3 separate regions of the Homo sapiens genome follow, and regions 1 and 3 are each linked to region 2. The links are chromatin contacts, found by Hi-C or POLR2A ChIA-PET in ENCODE. All regions are on one chromosome and are shown on one strand. Each heading gives the region's core, a stretch centred on a gene start or an enhancer-like site at or near the end of the contact. The rest is flanking DNA. Distances are from core to core; before and after follow the strand shown. Region 1 holds the start of C1orf216 (chromosome 1 open reading frame 216). Region 2 holds the start of AGO3 (argonaute RISC catalytic component 3). Region 3 overlaps MAP7D1 (MAP7 domain containing 1).

Region 1 (4,564 bases), core at 1,570-4,069, 210 kb after region 2:
GAAGGTGATAGCATCGGCCAGGCACAGTGGCTCACACCTGTAATCCCAGCACTTTGGGAGGTCAAGGCGGGCAGATCATTTGAGGTCAGGAATTTGAAATCAGCCTGACCAACATGGTGAAACCCTGTCTCTACTAAAAATACAAAAATTAGCCGGGTGTGGTGGCACGCGCCTGTAACCCCAGCTACTCGGGAGGCTGAGGCAGGAGAATGACTTGAACCTGGGAGGCGGAGGTTGCAGTGAGCTGAGATCGCGCCACTGCACTCCAGCCTGGGTGACAGTGAAACTCTGTCTTGGGAAAAAAACAAAACAAAACATGGTGATAGCATCATGGGAGGAATGTTTCTTCTAACCAAGAAACACAAAGATGATTCCCTGGGATTTCGGCTCCTGGTAGCACTAGAGGAATAGGAGAAGGGGGTGGTCTCAGTGTAGACTGGACTGATCATGGCTACCAAGGAGAAAGGGAGTTACTGTTACCTAATAAGTGTTGAGAGGTGCGTGAATGGAACCCAGAGACCCTGGGGTCACCACCTTGTGCTATTGTAGTAATCAGCATTCTTTCAATTGTCGGTGAAAGAAATTCCACTCAAGTTAGGCTTGGCAAAATAAGGCATACAAAACTATAAGTTTAGATGCAGGAAACAGGGTCTGCAACATTATCAGAACTATCTCTCATCTCTGTTTCTTCCCTGCCTCGTCTTCCTTTAATTTCGTTTCAGAAGATCCCAGAGAAGGACTCTGACTGGCTCACCTGGAGTGGAGCTCCTATCCCTGGATTCTTCAGGCTTTCATTTGACCCACATGGTTAAGCTGGGAGAGACAGAGTCCAAAGAGAGGCGGAGAAGGGCTATTCTGGGCAGAACAAACAATTGATGACTTTATGGCTCTGTGGTCTGGGCAGAACTGCATAACCCTAGATCACCAAAGCTGAGAGCCTTTAGGAGTGAGGATTTGGGCCAGGCATGGTGGCTCACGCCTGTAATCCCAGCACTTTGGGAGGCCGAGGTGGGTGGATCACAAGGTCAGGAGATCAAGACCAACCTGACCAACATGGTGAAACCCCATCTCTACTAAAAATACAAAAATTAGCTGACGTGATGCATGCACCTGTAATCCCAGCTACTCAGGAGGCTGAGGCAGGAGAATCGCTTGAACCCGGGAGGTGGAGGTTGCGGTGAGCCGAGATTGCGCCACTGCACTCCAGCCTAGGCGACAGAGCGAGACTCCATCTCAAAAAAAAAAAAAAAAAAAAAAAAAGTGAGGATTTGGGTCACCCCAGGCTGAAGGCCAGGGGAACCTGAAGTGGATAAGGGAAGGGAGAAGACTTAGGCCACAGGATCTGATGTAGAAATGGGGCTGACGTCTCCACCTGTATTTTCTTAGCTGGAGGAGTGTGCAAAGTTTGAATTACTTCTGCCTTCTCCTTCTTATTTCCTTTTCCCTTTTAAAATAGTCATCATAATCATAAAAATTTCTTTTCCATTTTCCCTGTTTTTGCATATAGGATTTCTTGGTGTGATTTAATTTGCCAATTAGTCTCTAGGTTGCAGAATGGTGACTTGGAATCAAATTGAAACTGGAAGAGGGCACCTCATATATTAGGGTCAGCAATTACTGAACTCTGTTCTCTTTTATTCCAAACAGGGCCCCCAACTTCACATTTCCCCAGGGTGCAAAAGAGTGAGGGGGGTCAAGCTTCAGTAGAGTGGAGCTCTGAGAAGAATCCACTGGAGTTTGGAACCCAAGACCCTTTTTTATCACGCTGTTCCTCCTCACCTGGGCAAAAGCACTGGTACCCACTTCACAGGCATCATGGGTGGGCTCTGTGTCCTGCGGAGAGCCCCCGTCCCGGGTACAGGACATCAGCCCTGAGCCCTGTCCCAGGCTTGGATCTTCTTTCTCTCTCTCTCTTTTTTTTTTTTTTTTTTTTTTTTTTTTTGAGACGGAGTCCCACTCTGTTGCCCAGACTGGAGTGCAGTGGTGCAGTCTTGGCTCACTGCAACCTCCACCTCCCAGGTTCAAGCGATTCTCCTGCCTCAGCCTCCCAAGTAGCTGGGATTACAGGCGCCCGCCACCAAGCCCGGCTAATTTTTGTATTTTTAGTAGAGATGGGGTTTCACCATGTTGGCCAGGCTGGTCTCAAACTCCTGACCTCAGGTTATCTGCCCGCCTCGGCCTCCCAAAGTGCTGGGGTTACAGGCGTGAGCCACCGCACCCGGCCTCAGTGACTTTAGTCAAGTAAGCACAAAAAGGAATATATAATTCCAAATTGTGATAAATGCTATGAAGAAAAGGAATGTGCTCTGACATAAAGGGGGGAACGAACGTGATCTAGGGAGTCAGAGATCTCTCCGAGAAGAGATCTGAAATAGGAGTAAGTCGAGAGGGGGAAGAGAATGCTAGACCGAGGGAACAGTGCGTGCCAAAGCCGCGTGGCGGAAAGGGGCGTGTGGGAGGGTAACTGCGGAGAGGGAGGGTAGAGGACGAAGCCGGAGAGGCAGACGAAGGGCAGGACGCACAGAGCCCCGCGGCTACCGCCTTAGGGGTTGTCCCGGCGGTGGGGAAGCCATTGAGGAGTTTAACGCCGGAAGGTGGTGACTAATCAGATTTCACTTGAAAATGGCACGGTGTCTGCAGCGAGGCTAACTGATGGGAAGGGCCCAGCGAATGCCAATAGGAGAGAGCACCGGACCTGGAAGGCCTGGGTCAACGCGGCCCCGCGCGGGGGCGAAGCGGTTCCGGCGCAGGGGCCTGGCGCGGGGCTCCGCGGAAAACCGAACCGGCCCACGTGGGACCGGTCGCTCCGCCCTGCTGCGCAGACGCCGCCTGACTCCGCAGTCCGGGACTGGGGCTGGGCGCGCTGCCCGGGAGCCCCGCACCCACGCCTGGACCGCGGAGACGCCCAGGCCGAGGAACCCCCAGCCCAGGGACTAGACACCACCAGGGCCGGGCGGAGCCAGAGCCAGACGCGCCGGAGCGGGCGCCTCTACGCCGTGAGTCCGAGTCTGGGGCCCGAGGCGGGGTGGGGCTTGGGGCTCAGCCGCGGGAAGCGGGGAGTCACAGTGGCCTCCTTCGAGGAGACTAGGGAAGGATGGTCTCTGTCTCCTGGGGTGGTCTCCCACTCCCGCAAGGCCAGAAAAGGAGGCTGCCTCCTGTTTGGGCGGAGACCTAGTCCTGGCGTGTCGGGGTTCTCATTTTACTATCTCTGAGAACCCTGTGATCCCTAGCGCCACCCCCACCCCATCCCAGCTTCCTTCACGGCCCCATCCAAGTATAGGAAAAATAAAAAATTGGGGCGAGGGGAGATCTCTAGGCACCTTCCCACAAGCCTTGCTTAGAGGGCGATTAGAAACGAACTGTTCCTACACCCTTCTCCCCAGGACTTCTCTGCCCATTGCTGGGGGTGGGGAGGGTCCATGCCACCTATGGAGCGCCTTCCAGTGCCGGCTCCACTTACAATACCCTTCCTCTTCATGCTCTTCAATTGTTCTAATCCCAGTGCTGTTTGGTCAGTAGAATCCCTTTGTCAGTTCAAATCCTAATTTTGGTTAGAAGCAGGTTATGGAGGAGAGAAGAGTGGTGTGGTATGCCCTCCCTCCAGGGCCTCAGAATGGAGCAAGCTAGGGACGGGGACCGCAAGATAGTGGCTGTGTTCCAGAGGCATTGGGAGGGAAGGGGGCAGGCTCAGAAGAAAAGCTTGTCACTGGGGAAGGCGGGGCTCCCTGGCTGGGGTAGGAAAGGGAACCAAACCCAGCTCTTCCAGAACCCAGCTCTTCCAGCCCTGGGGAGTCAAGAGTGGATTCCTGAGCATGGAAATTCACTGCAGTCTCTTCTCCCATTCACTCACTTAGCAAGTACCTGTATGCACAGACAGCCTGGTTCAGGGCTCTATGCTGGCTGACTCTGGGGAATATGATGGAGGATATATACAGGAGGTCCAAGCCAGATTACAAACTGCTATTACAAGATCATTACCACAAACCAAAAATGCCAGTTGAATAGACATTCACTGATCGTCGACCATGTATGCCAGGGACGGATGCAAAGTTGGATAAGACAGTGTATACCCAGCGCAGTGGGGACCCAGAGGAAGGCATAACTAACCGTGCTTGTTTATGTAATATTGATTGGGGCAGTATCAAGACGGCTTCAGAGACATGGGGACATGGAAACATGGGGATATTACAGCTAATTTTGAAGTACAAAAAGGAATTTGCTGGGTGGAGAAGGGAGGAGCTTTGAGGGGAGGGGAGAGGAAGGATATTGTAGGCCAAAGGAATACTGTAAGAAAAACAATGGTGTGTTTTGAGATCTCTGGGCAGTTTGCTATGATGGGAGGGGCAGAGTGGCAAGAGGCAGGTATGGAGGGGTGAGCAGGGGCCAGATCAAACAGGGTGTTGTAGGCCAGGTAGAGGTTTAGCAGGAATTCAGGGAGGGCATTAGGAGTGGTGACAAGTGAAATTTACATTTTTAACTGGAGGCAGAGAGATCAGTGAAAAGGCCGAGGCAATAATCCAGGTCAGAAATGGCCTGGAAGAGGAAGAATGGTCAGAATGTGGTT
Region 2 (4,425 bases), core at 1,821-4,320:
CTGCAGCTCCCTATTCCCACTTTATTTAGAACTGAAACATAACCTATACTCTTAGTTCAGCAGTAATTAGACCATAAAAAACGGTGTTTCATCAGATGTTCCCCAACTAAAGAGTCACAGACACAGATGTTAAACTGTTGATTAATTTTTAACTAATTTCACCTTTTTTTTTGTTAAATCAAAGTTCTGATGGTACTAAATCAGTAGATTGCACAAGATATCCTTAAAAAGCATTTAAAATATTTCATATGAAAGAACAAATACTAACTTATATGGTATTTGTGTTCGAGGTTCCCTAATGTAAACAAATTTAACAGTTTTCTGTGTATCCACCGAGCAACTAGAATTTAAAATATCCTATCACAAGATGATTCCTGAGAATCTCCACAAAAAAGAAAAACTTATGGCAGAATTGGAAAGCCAAGATTCAATACTGAGTCAATAGACTTTTTGAGAACATTTATACTAAAATTTTAAAATCAAAATACGTGTCAAATGATGATTTTTTTTTTTTTTTTTTTTTTTTTTTTTTTTGAGACAGGGTCTTGCTCCGTCACCCAGGCTGGAGTTAGTGGCGCGATCATAGCTCACTGCAATCTCTGCCTTCTGGGCTCAATCCATTCTCCTGCCTCAGCCTCCCAAGTAGCTAGGACTGGAGACATGTGCCACAATTCTCGGCTAAGTTTTCTGTTTTTTGTAGAGGCAGGTCTCACTATGTTACCTAGGCTGGTCTCCAACTGCTGGGCTCAAGCGATCATCCTTCCTCAGCCTCCCAAAGTGCTGAGATTACAGGCATGAACCACCACACCCAGCCTAAATTATGGATTTAAAATTTAGTTGCACAGCTATGCTTTCAACTTAAAGCTAAGCATACCAATTATATACAAGTCTCAGGAATAATGAAAATTTTGTTTCTGATGACAATCTTGAGCCAAAGTATAGCTTATCTTCATTATTAGGCTACATTCAATCATGTATAAACTGTACTGAAGAAAAAACTTTACTTTTCAAGAGACCCAGGCATATAGTTGATAATCTAACTACACACTTCCCCAAATGTGAAGACAGCTAAATGGGTATCCATTTCAGCAATGGGACACCCAAAAAAGAAGAGGTAAAATGTATTTTCTGAGCTGTACTTGGCTTAGTTGTACCAGTTGACTAGGTGGTTTGATGTAACAAATGTTTTCTAAGACATTTCCCATATATATGGGCACAATATCATATGAAAAACCCTAAGGAGAAAAAGAAAAAACTTTAAAAACTTTTTTGAAATATCTTTAAAAGTTTTGGGATGATTAATAAAGGGTCTGACCTTCATGACTTGTTTTCCAGACTTGACAACAGGACAGTTATGTACAAAGATCACCTATGGTCCCAAATAATCACATCTCCTGTACAGTAAAACAGTAGTATGGTAATTTTTTTAAAAGGGCAGGACAGTTTCAGAAATACACAAATCAAAACTGAATAAGAGTCGAAATCTTTTCACAATCCAGACAGACCTTTTAAGACGATATGGGGGAAAGCGAAACAATGGAGCAGGAAAAAGAGATATGGTCTAAATTGATTAGAGAAACTTCCATGTAACAAAATTTGTAAAAAAAAAAAAAAAAAATTTGTAACTCTCTCCCCATCTCATCTCCCCAGTTTGAGTGCTTTTTTGCAACCATTTGACACGTAATCTATTCAACAAAGTTCTTAGCTATCGTTATGTCACTGGTTTCTTTTACGTAAGTTTTTCTTATATCAAATTGGCAAAAAGAGATATGGAATTCAGGAACTTGTAACACCATTAGTAACAAGACAGCCCCGCAAATATTTTGAAAATTAATTTACGAACTTGTGATCGTCTGAAGCATACTTTCAAATTTAATAAGCCAAGCATGATCATTTGTTAGGCAAACCGTTATGCAACACCTTTCTGTCCCTGAATTAATTACTTTAGAACCATAAACAATACTTTTCCTTTTTTAAGGACAAGTACTATCCATGTTGCAATTTTCTCTTAAGACTGCAAAACTGCTGCTCTTGCCCCCAGAGATAAAGCAGTTTTCTTAAATTCCAAATTTCCAGGAATATGACAACTACTTCTCTAAGGAATAGAGAATGAAAAAAAATATACTGTCAGCAATTTTAAGAACCACCTCCTCGTATAAGCAGGGATCCAGGCTGCTATGACATTTCCAAGCTCCTCAGAAACTATCTACCATGCTGCCACAAACAACAGAAAAGAACTCGAGGGTAGGAGCAATGCCATGTTGAATTTAACGTTGCACCAACACCTCCTTCGAACTTAATCTGAAGTTATCCGTTATCTCAGCCTATCTTCACAACTATCCTAAGAGGTAGGTAAGGGAGCTGGCTGGCTGCCCAGCCTCTACGGAACACACAACCTGGCTAAAGGACACGCACTCCAACTAGACAATGGCAAACCATTCTAAAGTCTAGAAGAAGGGTACTCCAGCAAAGAGTAATGCCGCCTAGATAACCCCAAACTTAAATCCTCCAAGCGTTTCCCCGCCTCGCAGTTTCGCCGACTCAGGGGCCCCCGGGGAACTGGGGCTGGGCTGCGGGGAGGTCGCGGAGGAGCAGGGCGAGGGGCGGGAGACCGAGCGATGCCCGCCCGACGCTCACCTCGCGCACCTGGGCCGGGCGGGAGGAGCAGGGATGCTCAGAGGACAGTAGCTGGGTGACATCCCCTACCTGGCCCAGCTACTCTGACTCACCTGCGGAGCCGATTTCCATTCATGGAGCTGGGGGGAGTGCTTCGAGGGAGAACGGAGCCCGCCACTGGCGGCAAGGAGGCGGCCCGGGGGGCGACGCGGCGCGACGCGACGGGCACTCTCACTCGGCCCCGAGGCGGGGGCGGCGACGGCTTCCCCTGAGCAACCGCACTCCGAAAGCTCTGGGCCGGAAGAGTCGCGGACGGAAAACGGCACAGGACTAGGCGAGAGGAAGGGGAGATGTGAGGCGCGGACAGAGGGGAGTCCCGTCCGGAAGTTGCATCGCCCGCGGCCGCCGACGCTCCCACCGCTCCTCCACGACTGCGGGCCGCCGCCGCCGACCTGCCCGGGGCCGCCCCGGAAGCTCGCCGGCGTCAGTTCCGCTGCCTGGCTTGCCCGGCGTCCTCGCCTCGCCTCTGGGCCCCGAGCCGTGCCGGAGCGACGTCGGGGCAGGAGCGGCCGGCGCGGAGGACGCCGGGGAGGTGTCCGGGAGCCGGGCCACATGCGGCGGGCTCGGCCGTACCCCGCCGGGCCGTGCCGGCCGGAGACAACGCGGAGGGGCAGGACTACTCGCGCCGCACGAGTGGGGGCGGTGCCTGTCTGCGACGACGTCGCGGCTGGCGGCGGGGCTTACCTGAGGAGTAGCCTACCTGGAGCCGGCGGGTGAAGGACCCCGAACTGCCGCGGAGGCCCCGAGCCGAGCCCGCTGGGGTAGGGCCACCCTCCTTCCTGAGCCCCCGCCACGCCCAGTCCGATCCACCCCACGCGCCGCCTCCTCACAGGCGGTCAAGTGACCACCGCAATTGACCTAAGTCCTAGGCTGCTTTAACGACCATTTTTAGGAAAAAAAAAATGTATTATAGTTTGGAAAAGATGACTAACAAACAGGACACTACACAAACATCAGATCGAGTAATTTCCATGTTTAAAACTCTTTAATAGCGCCTCGTCACACTTGAAAACCCAAACTCCTTTCCAGGGTGAAAACGCACGGCGTAAATGGGCCCCGCCTGTGCTACAGCTATACTGGTTGGCTTCCAATTCTCCCAACGGGCCAACCGCTGCTTTTTTCTGACTTGGAGCTTCTCTGCTTTTGGTTCCCTTGGCCAGGAACCCTCTCTCTCTTCTCCACCCTCCCCTTACGCCCTACCCCACAGCTTTTTTTTGCGTCTCAACGAAAGACATCTGAGACGCCTTTTCCGGACCACCCATCTATGGTGGGGCACCTGTTAGTCTACTACAGTATTGCCTTGGTAGCCCTTTGCCCAGTCTGTTATTTATTTACTACTTGTGTGCCCCCCACCTCACTTGAATGTCAGGCAAATATTAGGTCCTTAATAAATATTTGTTGCCTTAATGAAACATACTATTTTATTCAGGCTGAGGAATCATTCATAATTTCTCCCCATGTCCCTATGCTTCAGTAATACGGTTTTTTTTAATCAAAATAATTTTTTAAAGAGGAAAAGGAGAAAGAATATCCTATCTTCAGTTCCCCTCACTGTGGGACTTTGGATCAGTCACTTGATCTCTCTGGGCTTCAATTTTCTTATCTGAAAAATTGAGAGAACAGCATGTACCTTACACAGTTTGTAAGGTTAGGTAATATACATAAAGCACAGAGAAAATCCTCCCCAAATGTTAGTGAATAACACAAGTATTTACTATTTACCATTTTAAAGTACTTACCATATAATAT
Region 3 (4,404 bases), core at 1,201-3,700, 230 kb before region 2:
TTCAGTCATCACTTCCTCATGGAAGCCTTCCTTGGCTTCTCTGATTAGGATAAATTCCCTTGTTGTATATAGTCATGGTTTCATGTGCCTTTGGAACACTGTCACTGTTATGATTTTAAACTTCCTTGCATGGTTCTTTCCTTATTGTCAGCCTCCTCCTAGAAGGTGAGGGAGCCCCACAAGAGCTGGCCATGTCTACTTTGCTCACTGCTGCATCACCAGCAGCTACCACAGTGCCAAGTATACGGAGATAGTCATAAAATATTTGAATAAACAGTATAACACAAATAAAGTGCTATACTATGAGGCTGCCCTAGCCTAAAGCATATAGAAGATTTTTACTCTAATAAAGAGTAGATCTAGGCTGGGCGCAGTGGCTCACGCCTGTAATCCCAGCACTTTGGGAGGCCAAGGAGAGCAGATCGTTTGAGCCCAGGAGTTCGGGAGCAGCCTGGGCAAATGGCAAAACCCCATGTCTACTAAAACTACAAAAATTAGCTGGGCGTGGTTGTGCACACCTGTAGTCCCAGCTACTTGGGAGGCTGAGAGAAGAATCCCTTGAACCCAGAGGTGGAAGCTGCAGTGATCTGAGACTGCACTACTGCACTCCAGCCTGGGCGACAGAATCAGATGCTGTCTCCAAAAAAAAAAAAAAAAAAAAAAAAAAAGAAAAAAAGTATATATCTATGTGGCAACTTATAGCAAAAAGATAAACATTTGAAGAGAAGCAAAACAACTCCATCTCAATAGTGTTTGGGCAGCTTCCTGGACTAAGCCACACAGGTAGAAGTTAATAAAAATAATAATGAGTGTTTACTCCAGCAGCTCAACAAGAAAAACTTCTCAAGAGGCAAACAAGAAGTTTGGAACTCCTCTTGTGACCTGGCACACTATTGACCCTGAATACAAATATTTTCTTCACAATTATGCCAACCCTGATGAAATGTCATTGGCACAGTGTTATGGAGCAAATCACATTAAGCCAAAACTCCTTGGTTAGTTATCTATACAGTATGGTTAATCTATTTATGATCATTCTCATTTTTAACCATCAAATATGATCCTTCGGCTACTTAATTTTATCTTATTTTTGGTCTATGCCAGATTGTGAGGTTTTGCCACTGTTGGTTTTATTTTGCTACACTAATATCTACCAGAAGTATTTGTTAAGAATGAGATAAGAGACAAATAATTTGTATTTATTTCTTGGCACAAAGAGCATTAGCAGGGCAAAAGTGCAGTGGTGGGTTGCATTGTGGGGTCAAAAAGTCCTGTCTTCCTAAGAGCTCCAAGAGGGGCTGTGCCTGGGGTCTGCAGAAAGATCAGGGCCAAGTCCCTCAGAGAGACTGTCACATGTCTCAGAATACTAACACCCCATCTCCACCCTCTGAGAGCTGGCAGTCCTTTCCTTTTGTCTCTCCCTCCTCCCACCCCAACAACTCTTGTTGGGCCAAATATTCCTCTCACAACACTGATAACTCAGTCTAGCTTTTCTGTTTGCCTGCCACCCCCTGCCCTTGTCAGTGTGAGAGCTTATCAAGAGAAGAAACTCAGTCTTAGTCCTTTTTGCAGCCCCAGAGTCTTATACAGGACCTGCCTGGCACAGAGTGGGAGTTCTGTGTCTGTTTAATGAATGTCCGATGGGTGGGTGGGTGGCTGGGTATGTAGATATGTGGGTGGGGGTACTGTAGAAAGCTACCTAGCTAGTGTGTATTTAGACCCTCAAGCTGCTCCAAAGCTTAGTCTCTCTAAACACTAAATGTCATGTTCATCTCAGAACCTGCATGTCCCCAGCCAGTTTCCAGGCCCAAACTAATTTACTGAAGCTCTAACATAAACCAAGCACTTTCCCTATCCCATTTGATCCTGATGACAATCCTAAAAGGAAAGTTCTATGATGGCCCCCATTTCACAGGTGAGAGAATTTACTCAGACAGATTAAGTGGATTGTTCATGCCAGTGTCAGAGGTAGGATTTGAATCCAGAGTTGTCTGATGACAAAACCCTTAAAACCCTTATGTCATGCTGTTTCTGGTAGGCAGTCACATTACCCCGCCCTGAAGCTCCTGCGTGTTCTCTGAAGAAGGAAGTGATTCCGTGGTTCCCCCAGGGAGACTTCCCCCACAAAAGTGAAGGGTGCAGGTGGGGCAAGCAGGCACTGAGCTCAGAGCACAGGAATGTAGGGAAGGCAGGCTCCTGCCCAGGCTGGCTCCCAAGAGGCGGGAAGTGAGGTAGGGGAGAACAGCCCACCTCCAGGGGCAGCGAGAGGGAGTGCCTGGGTGAGGGCTGGTTGTGGCGTGGGGGGTGCACAGACAGCACCTCAGGCAGGAAGCATGGGAGAGGCAGAGGCACGAGGCCGAGAGAAGACAGAACAGAGATCAGCACCTCTAGCAAGAGCCCTCCTGGCCCTCACTGCAGATTCCTAGGTGACAACACTAGAGCAGGCGAAGACAGAGGCAGGCAGAGGGCAGAGACACATGGGAGACAGACGTGCACACAACAGAGACAGACACCAGACAATGTAAACAGGGCCTGCACAATGGCGAGAGACAAGACATATTCTCCTCTCTCTCTCACACACACACACACACACACACACACACACACATACACACACACACATGCAGAGGAAACAGACTTACTGGGATTCAAAACTCTACACATATCTGAGACACACAGATGTACCCACAGAGTACGGGGCCAGGTACCTCCTCTAAGAAACAGACAAAGCCTCAGAGACACACACAGCACACAGAGACACAATGTCCCCGGAATATTTATACAGCGTCATCCAGGTCACTTCTGCTCCTTCTGAGCAAATTATTTCCCTAGGCCCAGAGAAAGTCCGATTAACAGGAGCAACAGCTAATGCTTTTGTCAGGCACAGCTAAACACATTAAACTCATTAGTTCATTTAACCTTTGCCATAATCCTATGAGGTAGATATTATTACCCCATTTTACAAACGAGGAAACAGGTTCAGAGATTAAGACACTTACTTAAGCTCCACAGCTAGTGAGTAGCAAAGCTGGGGTTTGGACCCAATCAGCATGACGGTCTTTACCCTGCCTGCATCCCAGTGGGGACAGCCTCCTGGGTTCCCTCTCCTGGAGAGATCTGGGCTGGGAGAATAGGAGGTCAGTAGAAAGGGCAAACTCTGGGGAATGCCTAATTGTGGGGCCGGGAGAGGAGGGACCCTTAGGGGGCAGCATTATCCCTGGCCTGGACAGAGCTAAGCCGGCTCCGAGAGGGAGTGCCCTAGGAGAGGGCAGCGTGCTCCAGCAGTTGGGCAGTGGGGCACTGGGACCAGGCCACCGGCTTCTGTGGGTGATAAAGCCGGGAACCCGACTGAGACTACAGATCTGAAGGAGCTCTCTGGCCCGGCTGGCGGCCATTGTTCCCAGCCTCCAATCAGGAGCACCCACTTCCTGTTATTTTAGGCGGCAGGAAATGACCCCATCCCGCAGCCTGGGCCCCACCACATCCCTCCCTCAGCCCCAGCAGGGCTGCCCAGGCTGTTGCCCAGATGCTGAAGGCAGAGGCCCAACCTCAGGCCAAGGCCTGGAGATGCCCCCCCAGCTGGACTATTACCACCACCTGGGTCCGGGGCCTTCCTCCTGGTTCAACTGCTTAGGCTCCAACCTGGCAGGCTTCCCAGAGGACCCTGGGCTCTGCTGGGGCTACCTCTGCCAGCCAGGGAAAAGATTATGGGGTCCCCAAGACCAAGATGCCCACACAGGCCAGTCACGGGAGGGAAGCAGGCCAGACCTTGTCACTGGATAGCTTAGCCATGATAATTCAGCTTAGAGGTTTAGGGCACAGACTTCAGAGTCAGACAGATTTGAGTTCAAATCCTGCCTCTGCCAGTTGCTAGCTGTGTGACTTTAGGTAAGTGATTTCATCTCTCTGAGCCTCATCTGTAAAATGGGGATAATGCTAGTCCCTACTCATGAGACTGTGGTGAGGAACAAATGAGACAATGCCCGTGACATGCTGAGCATTGTGCCTGGCACAGAGAAGGCCCTTAATGAATAGGAGATAATAAGTCAGAGATAATTAATGGGAAATAACTTGGTTCACCGGGGAGTCTCTACCTGGCTCACATCATCTCTTACAACTGCTGAGGAGCGCTAGTAAGGGCAGCAGTACCATGTTCCCTACACCCTCCCAGGCTCTCTGCTCCCTTCAGGGCAGAGCTGCAGCTGAGAAGTGGTGGAGGAAACACTGAAGGCTGTGCCCCTGGGTGCCAGGCAGAGATACCACCAGCCAACAAAGCTGCATTATCTGGGTCTGGCTAGTTGGCTCCCTCACTAGCCCCAAGGCCCAGCAGGGACCTAAGGACATGGGTCCCAGCTGCCCTGTGGCCTAACTTCCAGCCTGGGTCAGACCTGAGACCTGACCTGA

Evidence for each region. A loop is a pair of places that touch in the nucleus more often than their neighbours do. ChIA-PET counts read pairs that join two places held with the same protein, here RNA polymerase II (POLR2A). Pooled maps may share reads with other maps.
Region 1: a loop to region 2 is called in a map of ascending aorta, with 3 times the contacts of the local background. The contact joins the promoter of C1orf216 here to the promoter of AGO3 in region 2. A Hi-C loop is called at or near these places in 1 of 168 maps with a recorded cell type or tissue (ascending aorta) and 10 of 50 pooled maps. POLR2A ChIA-PET finds 5 or more read pairs at or near these places in 1 of 52 experiments (K562).
Region 3: a loop to region 2 is called in a pooled map, with 3 times the contacts of the local background. The contact joins the enhancer-like site here to the promoter of AGO3 in region 2. A Hi-C loop is called at or near these places in 1 of 168 maps with a recorded cell type or tissue (naive thymus-derived CD4-positive, alpha-beta T cell), 1 of 37 single-sample maps with no recorded cell type and 1 of 50 pooled maps. POLR2A ChIA-PET finds 5 or more read pairs at or near these places in 6 of 52 experiments (CD4-positive, alpha-beta T cell, WTC11, activated CD4-positive, alpha-beta memory T cell and 2 more).

The regions. Positions count from the first base shown.
Region 1 is chr1:35,717,139-35,721,702 of GRCh38, reverse strand. It overlaps C1orf216 (chromosome 1 open reading frame 216), which reads left to right and starts at 2,819. Exons shown (of 2, transcript NM_152374.2): 1 at 2,819-2,996. It also overlaps a transcript of CLSPN not described here. RefSeq lists silencers at 701-995, 2,658-3,087.
Region 2 is chr1:35,929,750-35,934,174 of GRCh38, reverse strand. It overlaps AGO3 (argonaute RISC catalytic component 3), which reads right to left and starts at 3,070. Exons shown (of 19, transcript NM_024852.4): 1 at 2,730-3,070. The coding sequence starts at 2,748. AGO1 (argonaute RISC component 1) reads right to left here. Exons shown (of 19, transcript NM_012199.5): 19 at 3,643-4,425. RefSeq lists enhancers at 1,883-2,405, 2,406-2,930, 2,931-3,454 and silencers at 2,568-2,907, 2,918-3,427.
Region 3 is chr1:36,160,082-36,164,485 of GRCh38, reverse strand. All of the region lies in intron 1 of MAP7D1 (MAP7 domain containing 1), which reads right to left. Among named protein-coding and RNA genes, the nearest start is that of MAP7D1, 6.1 kb to the right of the region's middle. RefSeq lists enhancers at 2,045-2,184, 3,052-3,291, 3,442-3,491, 3,333-4,110. Within about 2 kb of position 2,450, at least 32 of the 41 ENCODE cell types and tissues checked have a DNase peak (open chromatin) inside an H3K27ac peak, as active enhancers do; they include CD4-positive, alpha-beta T cell, where a contact is called at or near this core.